Linked DNA regions of Homo sapiens: region 2 is linked to region 1. A link is a contact called in ENCODE Hi-C data. All regions are on one chromosome and are shown on one strand. Each heading gives the region's core, a stretch centred on a gene start or an enhancer-like site at or near the end of the contact. The rest is flanking DNA. Distances are from core to core; before and after follow the strand shown.

Region 1 (6,220 bases), core at 1,073-3,572:
ACTCCTGTCCCTCTGGCCACCTTGTGCTTCTCAGAGAGTCGTCTCCAGATAGGACTGGCGGCAGCAGCGCCTGGAAACTTGTTTGAAATGCACCCCAGACCCACTCACCCAGAGTCACTGGGGCTGGGCCAGAGGGCTGTAGGCGATTCTGCTGCACACTCCAGGTTGACAGCCCCCGCTGTGGGCTCTAGAGTGACACCTGCGGTGCAGTTTCCCTCGAGGGCCTCTGCTGTTGGCCAGGACAGGCACTCACCTACCTCCTATTCCCAGCACCACCCTCCATCTCTGGTCAGGGCGAAGCAAGAGTGGAGGGAGGGAGGTTTGGGGACGTTCAGGGTGATATCAAGTCTGGACAGCTGCCATGGCCAGTCCACCACCTCCCTTGTCTGAGCCAGGGGCAGATCATACACTCATCAGCAGATTATTACTCATCTGTTAATGGGTAACACCTCGGCCCCACCATGCAAGGCTGAGAGGCCAGCGTGAGATTCTGCACTGAGCGGGGGTAGGGGTACTCCACACCCCAGGTCTCCATCAGTCACCACCATCGTGGGTCTGGCTCCTATCCCTCCCCAGCATTCAGAGGATAATCTCCCTACATGGCCTTGGACACCCAGCTCACTGGGTCGGGTAGCCTGAGGCCGGGATGCCAGGCCTTTGCACAGAGACTGTCTCAGAGGCCACCCCTCCCACCAGCGCTTTGGACCTTTCTCCACCTTTACACCCCACCCAGCCAACCCAGGCTGCACACCCCTCGGGCGCAGTGTTGGCACTGAGTCTGGTGACCGCTCGCTGGGAGGAAATGTTGGCCTGCATGACTGAGTGACCTGACTGCTGGGAGGCCGGGGCTGGGGGAGACGGGATGCCGGGGAAATGGGTGCCCAGGCCAGGACAGAGTGCGCACAAGCAGCCTAGCCTCAGGCATCCGTTCTCCCTGACTGCTCTGGGGCACAGAGGCAGGGCAGGGCCCAGGATGTCAGGCCCCACCCTGCAGCCATGATGCGGGACTGAGGCTAGCCGGGCCTTGAATCCTACCCCAAACCCCCGCAGGTGGGGCCAGGGCCATGAAGGGCTGGACCCCTATCTCCCTGGCGGCCACAGTCACATCTTTGCCCCTAGGGCTCAGGGGATTCCCTTGGAGGCTTTTAGAGCTCAGCAAGAATCAGTTCAACCTGTGGCTGCTGGGGTGTGGGCGGGTTCTGCATGATTTGCGGGCCCAGCACCCATCATGCCTGTCCGCAGGGCTCAGCGCCCCTGGTGCAGGAGGAGAGGGAGGGCAACAGGGCTCCCCTGTGGGCCGCTGGCCTTGGGGGTTCCTCCCTTGGCTCTGGGCTTCTCCAGCTGTGGTTCCAGGGCAAGCCTCTTTCCCTCCCAGTCTCAGTATGTGTTCCTGTACCGCCCCAGTGCTGTCCTGGGACTGGAGGTCTCCAGGCCCCAGCTGGGGTGTGGCCAGTGTCAATGTAGCTGCAGTGACGGGGTGTCTCCCCACCCCGGCACCTTCCTGCCTCCGGGGCCCCGCAGCCCAGTGCACAGTGTCATGGTGCACTCCAGGACGGAGCTCTCCCCTCACAAGCTCTGTGACCCCAGGCAGGCTCTTCAGCCTCTCGGTCCCTGGTTTCCTCCCTGTAAATGGGATACTACGCCATCTTTATAGGGCTTCCATGATTCAGTGAAGCCATCTGGTTTCAGGCCAATTGCCTGGAGAGTGCCTGCTCACAGGACATGCGGTGTGAGCTGAGCTAGGATTATGGCGTAGCTCTCCAGCACACTTGTGCACTATACACACACATACCATTTCCGTCTTACCCACCACCGTACTAAGGAGGACTTTTTAAGAAGGGGCACACACTTTAGAGTTAATGTTTGTTACACAAAGGTGGCCCACGACAATTAGTGCTCATTTAGCACGTGCCTGGCAGCAGGACCTTGCCCACCTCTGTGAACAGGAGCTGCCCCTTAGTGAGGTGAGACTGTGCTGGCCACACGGCAGGACCTGGCCATCCCCAGAGCTTCCCAGCTGGAGGCTGCCAGCTGCTGCCCTCAGCAGTGAGGAGTCCTCAGAGGCTCTGGAAGTTACAACCCTGACCCTCCGCCTGAGACCTGAGCCCTGCCAGGCCTGTCTGTGTGCACAGCACCAGGGTTAAAGTGGGGCCAAGTAGGGCAGGCGACAAGCAAGGTCCCCTGCGGTGGGCGGGCTGAGGGTGGGGCAGGCTGAACTCTGCCAGCCCAGGGCGGGCCGGATGACCTCAGCTCCGGGTGACACCGGTGGGCGTCGGGTGTGGCCTCAGACAGCTCCCTTCCTCCCCGGCTGGTTGCCAGGTCAACACCGGGTGGGACTAGCCTCTGGTGTCGGCAGTAGCCCCATGCTCCCGGCCTTTGGGTTCTTGCATGCGCCGTCCCCATCACCTGGCTGCCCCTCTCACTTCCGTCTCCACCTGTCCCGGGTCACCTGTCCTTCAAGCCAGAAATTAAGGACAGCACCCCCTCCCAGACCGCCTGGCTGCAGTCCCGGGATGGGCGCTCCTAGTCGCCTAGATCGGGCCCCCGCTGAGCCCGATCCCCCTCCCCGCTCCGCGCCGGAGCCGAGCTCCCTGCGCCGGACCAGCAAGCGCCCGGGCCTCGACTTCCCCTTCCGTGCAATGGGAAGCAAGCCTCGCTTTCCTATGAGCAGGGTGTCGGCTCCGCGCGGGCCCCGGCCCTGGATCCTGCTTGGCTTTGCCTGGAGCCTCATTCTCTCCGGCTGTGCCGGGGGAGGCTGGAGGCGGCGGCGAGGGGGACAGGAGTGTCGCCCGGCTCCTCCGCCCGCGGCCGCCGAGGGACGTGGTCGGGCGTTCCTCTCTCGAGCCGGGAGGGGGCGCTGGAGCACCGGGAACCCGGGGCCGTTAGCACCGCCCCTCCTGCCGACGCCCCGCCTCCGGCCGCGTTTCCCCGGGCCTGGTCCCGCTCCGCTCCGCGGCGCCTCCTCTCCGCAACTCCCACTAGGAGGGCAGACCCTCAGCCGGAGCCGAGGCCGCGCCCCGCAGCCGCGCCCCGGGGCTGCCCCTGTGGGTGGAGCCTCTTAGGACGACATCCAAACACCCCGGGCGGGCGCGGGACTCACGCCGGGAATCCCAGCACTTTGGGAGGCCGAGGCGGGCGGATCACCTGAGGTCAGCAGATCGAGACCAGCCTGAGCAAGATGGTGAAACCCCGTCTCTGCTAAAAATACAAAATTAGCCTGGCGTGGTGGTGGGTGCCTGTAATCCCAGCTACTCAGGAGGCTGAGGCAGGAGAATCGCTTGAACCTGGGAGGCGGAGGTTGCAGTGAGCTGAGATCACGCCACTCTGCACTCCAACCTGGGCGACTGAGCGAGACTTCGTCCCAAAACAAACAAACAAAAAAACCCACCAAAAAATAAAAAACTGAAACCGTATTTTTTTTTTCGACAGGGTCTTGCTCTGTAACCCAAGCTGGAGTGCAGTGATGCGATCACGGCTCAATGCAACCTCAACCTCTCCGGGCTCAAGTGATCCTCCCACCTCAGCCTCCCAAGTAGCTGGGACTACAGGCGCCGCCACTCCTGGCTCCTTTTTTTTTTTCTTTTTTGAGACGGAGTCTGCCTCTATCGCCCAGGCTGGAGTGCAGTGGCTCGATCTCGGCTCACTGCAACCTCCACCTCCCAGGTCCAAGCAATTCTTCTGCCTCAGCCTCCCGAGTAGCTGGGACTACAGGCGTGTACCACCGTGCCCGGCGAATTTTTGTATTTTCAGTAGAGAGGGGTTTCACCGTGTTGCTCAGGCTGGTCTCTCTCTCGTGACCTCCAGATGATCCGCCCGCATGGTCCTCCCAAAATGCTGGGATTACAGGCGAGAGCCACCGTGCTTGGCTAATTTTTTTTTTTTTTAGATGGAGTCTCTATCTGTCGCCTGGGCTGGAGTGCAGTGGCGTGATCTTGGCTCACATCAAGCTCTGCCTCCTCGGTTCACGCCATTCTCCTGCCTCAGCCTCCTGAGTAGCTGGGACTATAGGCGCCCACCACCACGCCCGGCTAATTTTTGTATTTTTAGTAGAGACGGGGTTTCACTGTGTTAGCCAGGATGGTCTCAATCTCCTGACCTCGTGATCCGCCCGTCTCGGCCTCCCAAAGTGCTGGGATTACAGGCGTGAGCCACCGCGCCCGGCCAATTTTTGTATTTTTAGTAGAGACGGGGTTTCACCATCTTGGCCAGGCTGGTCTTCAACTCCTCACCTCGTGATCCACCCGCCTCCGCATCCCAAAGTGCTGGGATTACAGGTGTGAGCCACCGTGCCCAGCCTACTTTTTAAAAAAAATAATAATTTTTTAGAGATGGGGGGGATCTCACTATGTTGCCCAGGCTGGTCTCGAGCTCCTGGGCTCAAGCGATCTGCCCGCCTTGGCCTTCCAAATTACAGTCGTGAGACACTGCTCCTGGCCATAAAAAACCCCTCTGAAACTGGGTGATTTGTAACACATCCAGAGGGAAACGTCTGGAAACTGCTGTCAACCAATACTTAGGGGCTGGGGATTTAGTGTGGGAGAAGACAGCTGGAAGTCCTTGCACCAGGGCTTCCTAGCAGGGTGAGATAGTCCCAGGAGAGGCTGGAGGCCTCTTCCAGTCACCTTCTTCTTTCACTCTCCATCCACCCGCCTGGCCCCTCCAACCTCCACCAGGGTTATTTATTTATTTATTTATTATTTATTTATTATTTATTTTTTGTTTTTGAGACAGAGTCTCCCTCTGTCGTCCAGGCTGGAGTACAGTGGCGCGATCTCCGCTCGCTGCAAGCTCCGCCTCCCAGGTTCACGCCATTCTCCTGCCTCAGCCTCCGGAGTAGCTGGGACTACAGGCGCCCGCCATCACGCCCGGAGAATTTTTTGTATTTTTAGTGGAGACGGGGTTTCACCGTGTTAGCCAGGATGGTCTCGATCTCCTGACTTCGTGATCCACCCGCCTCGGCCTCCCAAAGTGCTGGGATTACAGGCGTGAGCCACCGCGCCCGGCCCCAGGGTCATTTATTTAGGACCCCCTGCCTGCCAGTCTGCCAAGGGGCACAGGAGTTGGTCCTGGACCTGCCCTGTCAGAGGATCATCACGATCCTGTGGCATAGGGCCACAGTGCTCACATGGCCCAGCCTGGTGGCATGAGCCTGTGCAGTCCCAGCTACTCCAGAGGCCGGGGTGGGAGGATCTCTTCAGCCTAGGAGTTCGAGGCCAGATTGGGAAACAGCAAGGCTGCATCTGTTAAAAAAAAAAAAAGAAAGAAGGGAAGAAAGAAAAAAAGGAAGGAAGGGAGTAGCAGAGAGGAAGGAAGGAGGGAAGCAGAGGAAGGGGAGGAAGGGAGGAAGGAAGGAACGATTATATGTAGCAGAGACATGCATATAAAACACCCAAAGGAAGGAAGGAAGGAGGGAGGGAGGGAGGGAGAGAAAGAAGGAAGGAAGGAAGAAGGGAGGAAGGAAGGAAGGATTATATGTAGCAGAGACATGCAGGTAAAACACCGAAGTGGTGTATTGTCACTGCGCAGTCCTTGATGTTGCCCAGGCAGTCTGCGGTGTCTTACTCCAAGACGGCCACAAGAGGGTACTGAGAGCAAGCCTTTCTGGCCCAGGGCCAGGCTTTCCGCTTCCAGTGGAGCACCCCAGTAGATGCAGATGCCGCCCTCACCTCCGTTCTTTTTTTTTTTTTTTTTTTTGAGATGGTCTCACTTCATCGCCCAGGCTGGAAAATGCAGTAGTAGGGCAATCACGGCTCACGGTAGCCTCAACCTCCTGGGCTCAAGTGATCCTCCCAACTCAGCCTCCTCAGTAGCTGGGATTACCAGCATGCACCACCACACTCAGATAATTTTTTTCGTATTTTTTGTGGTCCACTATATTGCCTAGGCTGGTCTTGAACTCCTGGGCTTAAGTGATCCTCCTACTTCAGCTACCCAAAGTGCTGGGATTACAGGCATGAGCCACCGTGAGCAGCCTGTTCAAGCTTTGGAAGGTGTGGAGGCTGGGGAGCAGGGCTGGGAGAGGGTAACGATAGCCTCAGTGCAGCCAGAGGATGTGAGGGACGCTGCTTCTTCACTTAGTCCACCCCATGCCTTTACTGCATTGGCAGGGATGGGGAGGCCCAGAGAGGGCCAGGGGCTCCATAGACACACAGCAGACGCTGGGCATGGCCAGGCACAGCTCCTGCCTCTGGATCTGCCAGTCTCCTGTAGAGAAAGGCCC
Region 2 (6,220 bases), core at 2,582-5,081, 48 kb after region 1:
CTCAGGGCTGGTGACAGCCTGAGAAGTGAAAGGGAGAAGCAGGGTGAGTGTTGGGGTCCTGGGAACCAGGGTTAGGGCAGTGGGAAGTGCAAGTCATCATGCAGAGGGAAGTGGGCCCGGGCTGCTGGGGGAGGGGCTAGGTGACCCACCCTGAGGTCAGCACCACTCTTGTGACCAAGGCTAGCAGCTGCAGCCACGCCTCTGGCCAGGCCCAGCCACCTATAGGCCCTCTGCCCCTCGTGATCACCCACCACCCTGGGCCCTGCTCCAGGTTGCTCTCCCTTCTGCCTTCGACTGCCCTCTTCTTCCTTTTTTTTTTTTTTTTTTTTTTTTGAGATGGAGTTTCACTCTTGTTGCCCAGGCTGGAGTGCAATGGCGTGATCTCAGCTTACCGCAACCTCTGCCTCCCAGGTTCAAGTGATTCTCCTGCCTCAGGCTCCCGAGTAGCTGAGATTACAGGCATGCACCACCACACCTGGCTAATTTTGTATTTTTAGTATTTTGTATTTTGTATTTTTAGTAGAGACGGGATTTCTCCATGTTGGTCAGGCTGGCCTCGAACTCCCGACCTCAGGTGATCCGCCCGCCTTGGCCTCCCAAAATGCTGGGATTACAGGGGTGAGCCACCATGCCCAGCCCCAACTGCCCCTCTTCTAGAGAGCTTTCCTCTAGGTGCCTTCAAGAATGCAGAGAGAGGGCCAGTAATGTGCCTCCCTGTGTTATTCTCTGGTCCGTGCTGAATCGGCCTTTTCTGCTGCCCTACAGGGCGCAGGTGGAGGTTTAATTAATGGACTAAATGAGGTAATGAAAAAGATTGGGAAAAATTTTTTTCAAGGTGAAAAAGGAGTGAAGGATAGTACCTCCCATTTCTGCATCTAAACTCCTTGGTCTAGAAGTCCTTTCTTGTGTCTGACTTAAATACATCAAGCTGAATTTCAGACGCTGAGCAACGTTGGAGGAGAAGCAAGATAACACTGTGCTTAGTGAAGGGGCTCCTAGCTTCACCACTGGCTGGCACATGACTGGACCGCTCTGTGCCTCAGTTTCCTCATCTGTGAAAAGAAGAGAGTTAGTGCCCACTTCATTAGGCTGTCCGATGAAATCGGCTAATGTATACAAAACACTTAGAACAACGCCTGGCACCGGTGGAGATCAACAAACATCAGCAGTCTACCCAAAAGAATTGAAAGCAGGAACGTGAACAGATATTTGCATACCCGTGTTCTTTTGTTTGTTTGTTTTTGTTGTGAGACAGGGTCTTACTCTGTTGCCCAGGCTGGAGTGCAGTGGTGCAATCATGGCTCACTGCAGCCTTAACCTGCCAGGCTCAGGTGGTTCTCCCACCTCAGCCTCCCAAGTAGCTGGGGCTACAGGTGCACCCCATCACACCTGGCTAATTGTTTGTATTTTTGGTGGAGACAGGGTCTCACTATGTTGCCCAGGTTGATCTTGAGTTCCAGAGCTCAAGCGATCCACCCGCCTGGGCCTCCCAAAGTGCTGGGATTACAGGCATGAGCCACCACACCTGGTATACACACCCATGTTTTATAGCAGCACTGTACACAGCAGCCAAGAGGTAGCAGCAATCCCAGTGTGCACAGAGAGATGAATGAATGCACAGTGTAGCCCATCCATACAATGGAATATGATTCAGCCTCAAAAAGGAAGGGAATTCTGATACCTGCTACCACATGAATGAATCTTGAAGGCATTATGCTGAGTGAAATAAACCTGACAACGCCCTCCTGGCAGATGCAGACACAAAAGGATAAACGCTGTGTGACTCTATTTATTTGCAGTACATAGAATAGTCAAGACCACAGAGACGAAAGGTAGAATGGCGGTTGCCAGGGCCCGGAGGAGAGGGAAAGAGGAGTTAGTGCATAGTGGGTAGAGTTTCCGTTTTGCCAGGTGACGATTTCTGCAGGTGGAGGGTGCTGTTGGTTGCACGACCCTGTGAATATACTTAATGCCACTGAACTGTGCACTTAAAAGATTATAAATTGCATTATGTATATTGTACCATAATAATTTTTAAACAGTCAGCTGTCATTGCTCTGGCAGACAGAAGGGAGGGAACATCCCATGTGTCGTAGCCTCTGAGGCCCTGGGTTGCGTGCGAGGAGCTGACCGTGGCTCCTGGCCAGGTGCTGGCACACTCGCCTTCTAGGCTAAATGGAGAGGTCATTGCCAGTCTGCTCCTGTCTGCTGCCCTCCCCACCAGGCAGAGCCCCCTGCTCACTGCCCCTGGCCTGTGCCCTGGGGAGCTGGGGAATGGGACAGCCGCTGGCCACTGGTCACAAACATCGCCACCCAGCATGTGATGCTGGCTTCCTGCTGGGGAGGAGCCGTAGGCTGGCCTTTGGCTCCTCTGGAAGTGCCTGGCCTCTTGGGAACTGCTTTCTGCATCTGCGAGAAGAGGGTAAGGACTGCTCCTGCCCTATGGGCCCCATTGGCTGTCATCCCTTGGGCCTCCATGCTGCCCCATTTTCAGAAGACTTTCCTTGTCTTGAGGACTTCACGTATGTTACCATTGACCCTCATGCCTGAGCTTAGAGAGGGGAAGTGACTGGTGCAGACACAAGTCCAAGGCAGCAGCCTCGTTTCCCAATCCCCAGCCGGTGCTCTGGGCGGGCCACTGCCGTCAGTGGGGGACAAGGGTGGCAGCCCCGCCTCAGCCCTGCAAAGCCCGTGGAGACCAGGGGCTGCCTTCGAGGGGACAGTGGGGCCTAAGGCCTGACAACGCCCTCCTGGCAGATGCAGACTTCCCGAGCAATTTCCCGATCTGCTTGGGAATGGGAGGGGGGGTGAGGGGGTGGGGTGGGGGAACAGAGTCTGGCAGGAGAGGCTTGTGGGGATTGCACAATGAGGCCACAGCAGCCAGCCGTGAAGGCAGCCACCGGCCAGGGCCCCTCAGCCCGTATCCTCATCGCCCCTGTGTGGATGAACTCCATCTGCGCGGTGCCGGTGGAAGGACCCTCCCAGCCCCGGGACACCGCGGCTCTGTGGACTCATCTGAAAAATGTCATCCCTGGAGTCCTAGGAGAGAAGGGGTGGGGTTGGCAGCCTTAACGCCCCATCCTGCATCCTGGCGGCCTCCCGCATCCGCTCCCCCACAGGTTCCCCAGAGACAGGATGATGGATGGCAATCCGAGTGCAAACCTGGCGCTTGGCCAGCACTCTGGAAGAGGAAGTTCTCAGTTCCCAGGGCACCTGAACCCACAGCCGCCCCCACTCCGCTGGCCCCCCTGGTCCTGGAAGACCTGTTACTAGGCTGCAGAAGGGGTGGCGGAGTGATCAGGGGGCGGGGAAAGAGGCCAAACAAAAGAGGGGAGGAGCAGAGGCCCCAGTGAGGCAGGAGGGAAGCCCCTGCCCAGCGGGAAATTCCTAAATGTCTGGGTCCTTTCCAGAGGGCAGGAATTCCTAGCCTAGAGTGTGAAATAAGGAAGGAAGTGAATCTCCAGTGGGTTCCCTTCACAGCCCCTTTCCATCCTCCCCACATGCCCCACCCCCACATCTCCCAAAACAAACCCTGAGAGACGGTGTGGATGGGGAGACAGGCCTGGAAACGGAGGCCTGCGCTGAATGGGCAAAGCCGGGTTGATGATCCAGACGAGGCCCTGGAGTCTGGGCCTTGGGCCCCTCCCCTTCTGCCTGCTCCGGCAGCCTGTGGGTCCAGCCCCAGCCCCAGAGGGGGAAAGGCTCCAGTGGGAGTCCCATAGGCCTGGCTAGGAACCCCACTCCGCTACTTAAAGTGGTGTGAGCCGGGTCAGCCACTTCACCTTTCCGCATTTACGCATTTCAAGCAAGGCTTGACGACCGGAGGGGCTCAAGGCCCTGTGCACAGCCGCGCGGCCAGCACTCTGGCCAGCCTTGTAGCCCCCTTCCCCTTAGGGGGCCTCCTTCAGGAAGCCCCCGTCCCCTGCCTCCTTGTGGCCACGGTGACACCGGAACACTTCAGAGGGGCGGCTGGGGAGTTGGGGTGGGACGGGCTCTCCCGCAGCTGGAGCCGGTGTGTGACGCGGGAACGCGGCCAAGCGCGCCCCATCCAGGCGGCCTATCAGGAGCCGTCGTCGGACAATGGCTCCGCGCCTGACAACCCCGTCGTCCCCGTGCCGTCCCCCGAACTCCACATACCATGCGACGCGCGGCCAGCCCCCCGCCCCTGCCCGGCTGCTGGGAGGAAGTGACAGCGCCCCGCATCCCCCGCTGGGCAGGCCGGGCGCGCCCAGCCCCTGGGACGCAGGGACACAGCCGGGCCGCGCTGGGCCTTGGCCTCCGCCCGCGGGTTTTCCGCGGTTGCGGCGGGGCGGGGAAGGAGGGGCGGGCGGGGCGGGGCTGACTCTGCGACTATTTCAGGCCTTGCGGAACCCGGGCCAGGACAGTGGCGGCCAGGCCGGGACACGGTAAGTGACCTCCGCTTCCACACGTCCATTCCCCGCCGCTCCGCGCGGCTTCTCGCCCGCCCCTACCCCGAGGCCAGGCCGGATTCCCCGAGGAAAGAGCCTGTCGCCGCGGCGGGGACAGGAGGGGGCTGGACGCTTCCAGGGAAACTGAGGCCCTGGCGCGCCCAGCGTCCGCGCGTCCGGGCGCAGAGGGGCCAAGGCTGGCTGAGGGCCCGGGCCTGCCAGAGGCAGGGAGGGCGGGGCTGGGGCAGGCGCAGGGGTCTCCCCTCCATTACAGCAGAAAGGCCCCAGGTCCGGCGTGACTCCCCGGCCGGGCGACACAGGCCGAGTCACTTCCTCGCCCGTGCCCGGGTGTCCTCATCGGGGGATGGGTGCGCCTTCCACATCCTGCCCAGGACTGAAGGAGCCGGGCCCAGCGAGCTCCCGGGAGGTGTGTGGACATCAGCCCTGACGGGGAAGGCGAGCCAGGTCAGTGGACCTGAGGAGAGGCCGGGCAGCAGGAGGCTGGGGGGCGCTGTTGAGCCACTGGCTGTGACCCCTCTACGAGCCTCCCAGCAGGCCCCTTCCTGCCTCAGTGGGCCCAACCAGCGGCAAGGCTCAAAGGAACGCCCCTCCTCCCCTTCTTCCTTTCTGGCTGCACCGGCTCGCTGCTGCCTGCAGGACAGACTCAGGACACAGGAGACTCACCCCCACTGAGGCCCAGCTAGGCGCCCAGCACTTGGCTGTGCGGTTTGGCCACATCCCCTCAGCAGCACTGTGGGGTGGGGGTCCTCATCCCCTTTTCAAAGACGGGGAAACGGCGGCTTGTGAAGGAAGGAGGTGTGCAGTCCACACACTAGTGAGAAGTGTGCTGAGCCCACACCGAAAGCGTTTCTCTTTCCATGGCACCAGCTGCCTCGGAGAGCGGAGACCTGGGGCGAGGCCCAGGGGGCTGCAGCAGGACCTTCAGGCGCTCTGGGTTTCGTGTCACAGAGGGGAGAAGGCGGTGATGCTGTGGGGGTCCTGCGGGAGCTGTGCCTGGAGGTGGGACAGAGCCTAGTACATGTGGGGTGGGACAGGGAAGGCTGAGGTGAGGCTGGCAGGGAGCATTGCTGGTAAGGGCCACCCTCCCCCACCCCAGGAGAATGGCAGAGGTGGGGCCTGGGCACCCAGGGTGGGGCTGAGTGGCCCTGCCAGACAGACCAGCTCCCGCGGGTGCTAGGCATGCACCTGAGAGGGGCTGGGAAGCGAAGTTGGGGCACCGGGTGGGGAGCAGAGGTGCCCCATGGCCTTGCCCCTGGGGCTCCCTGGAGCATGCCCCTCTTGGTCCTGGAGTGGAATGCTCAACCCAAATGGCACTAGGGAGGCCAGTGCCATCCAGGAGTGTGGGACTCTGCCCAGGGCACTGGGTGAGCATGGCAGGGGCTGGGGGTGGGAGGAGCCCAGGCTTCCTGTCCCTCAGGTGGCTCTGGCCAAGCCCCTCCAGGATGGGGACAGGGTAGTGGGGCTGGTGGAGGCAGCGGGGCCATGGGAAGAGTCGGATGGGCCCAGTCTGAGCCTCCATGGCTGCTGTGCTTGGGGCAAACACCTCCTACTCAGCCTCAGTTTCTCCTTCTGGATGGTGGATCATCCTGCCTGCCTTGCAGGGCTGTTTCAGGGGTCACTTGAAGTTACCATGATACATGAGACAAGGCTGCATGCATTTAGTCTTGGGGTGGGGCAGACAGGTGGCATCAAGGTTACAGGTCACCCCAGTTCTTGGGGAGGCCCAGCCCCTGCCTGCTTCCCCCTTTCAGATCAGCCATGCTCTTCTCCAGTGGACCTGGCCTTGCTCT

The links. Hi-C counts contacts between places; a loop is a spot of excess contacts on that map. Pooled maps may share reads with other maps.
Region 2: a loop to region 1 is called in a map of PC-9, with 7 times the contacts of the local background. The contact joins the promoter of LINC00677 here to the enhancer-like site in region 1. A Hi-C loop is called at or near these places in 3 of 168 maps with a recorded cell type or tissue (PC-9, gastrocnemius medialis and heart right ventricle) and 10 of 50 pooled maps.

Annotation. Positions count from the first base shown.
Region 1 is chr14:103,072,874-103,079,093 of GRCh38, forward strand. No RefSeq gene overlaps it. Among named protein-coding and RNA genes, the nearest start is that of LBHD2, 8.2 kb to the right of the region's middle. RefSeq lists an enhancer at 1,941-2,532 and a silencer at 2,726-3,175. Within about 2 kb of position 2,323, at least 25 of the 41 ENCODE cell types and tissues checked have a DNase peak (open chromatin) inside an H3K27ac peak, as active enhancers do; they include PC-9, gastrocnemius medialis and heart right ventricle, where a contact is called at or near this core.
Region 2 is chr14:103,119,078-103,125,297 of GRCh38, forward strand. LINC00677 (long intergenic non-protein coding RNA 677) reads right to left here and starts at 3,832. Exons shown (of 2, transcript NR_138038.1): 1 at 3,532-3,832; 2 at 1,772-1,954. TNFAIP2 (TNF alpha induced protein 2) reads left to right here and starts at 4,384. Exons shown (of 12, transcript NM_006291.4): 1 at 4,384-4,874. RefSeq lists enhancers at 3,315-3,847, 3,848-4,381 and silencers at 4,046-4,325, 4,626-4,675.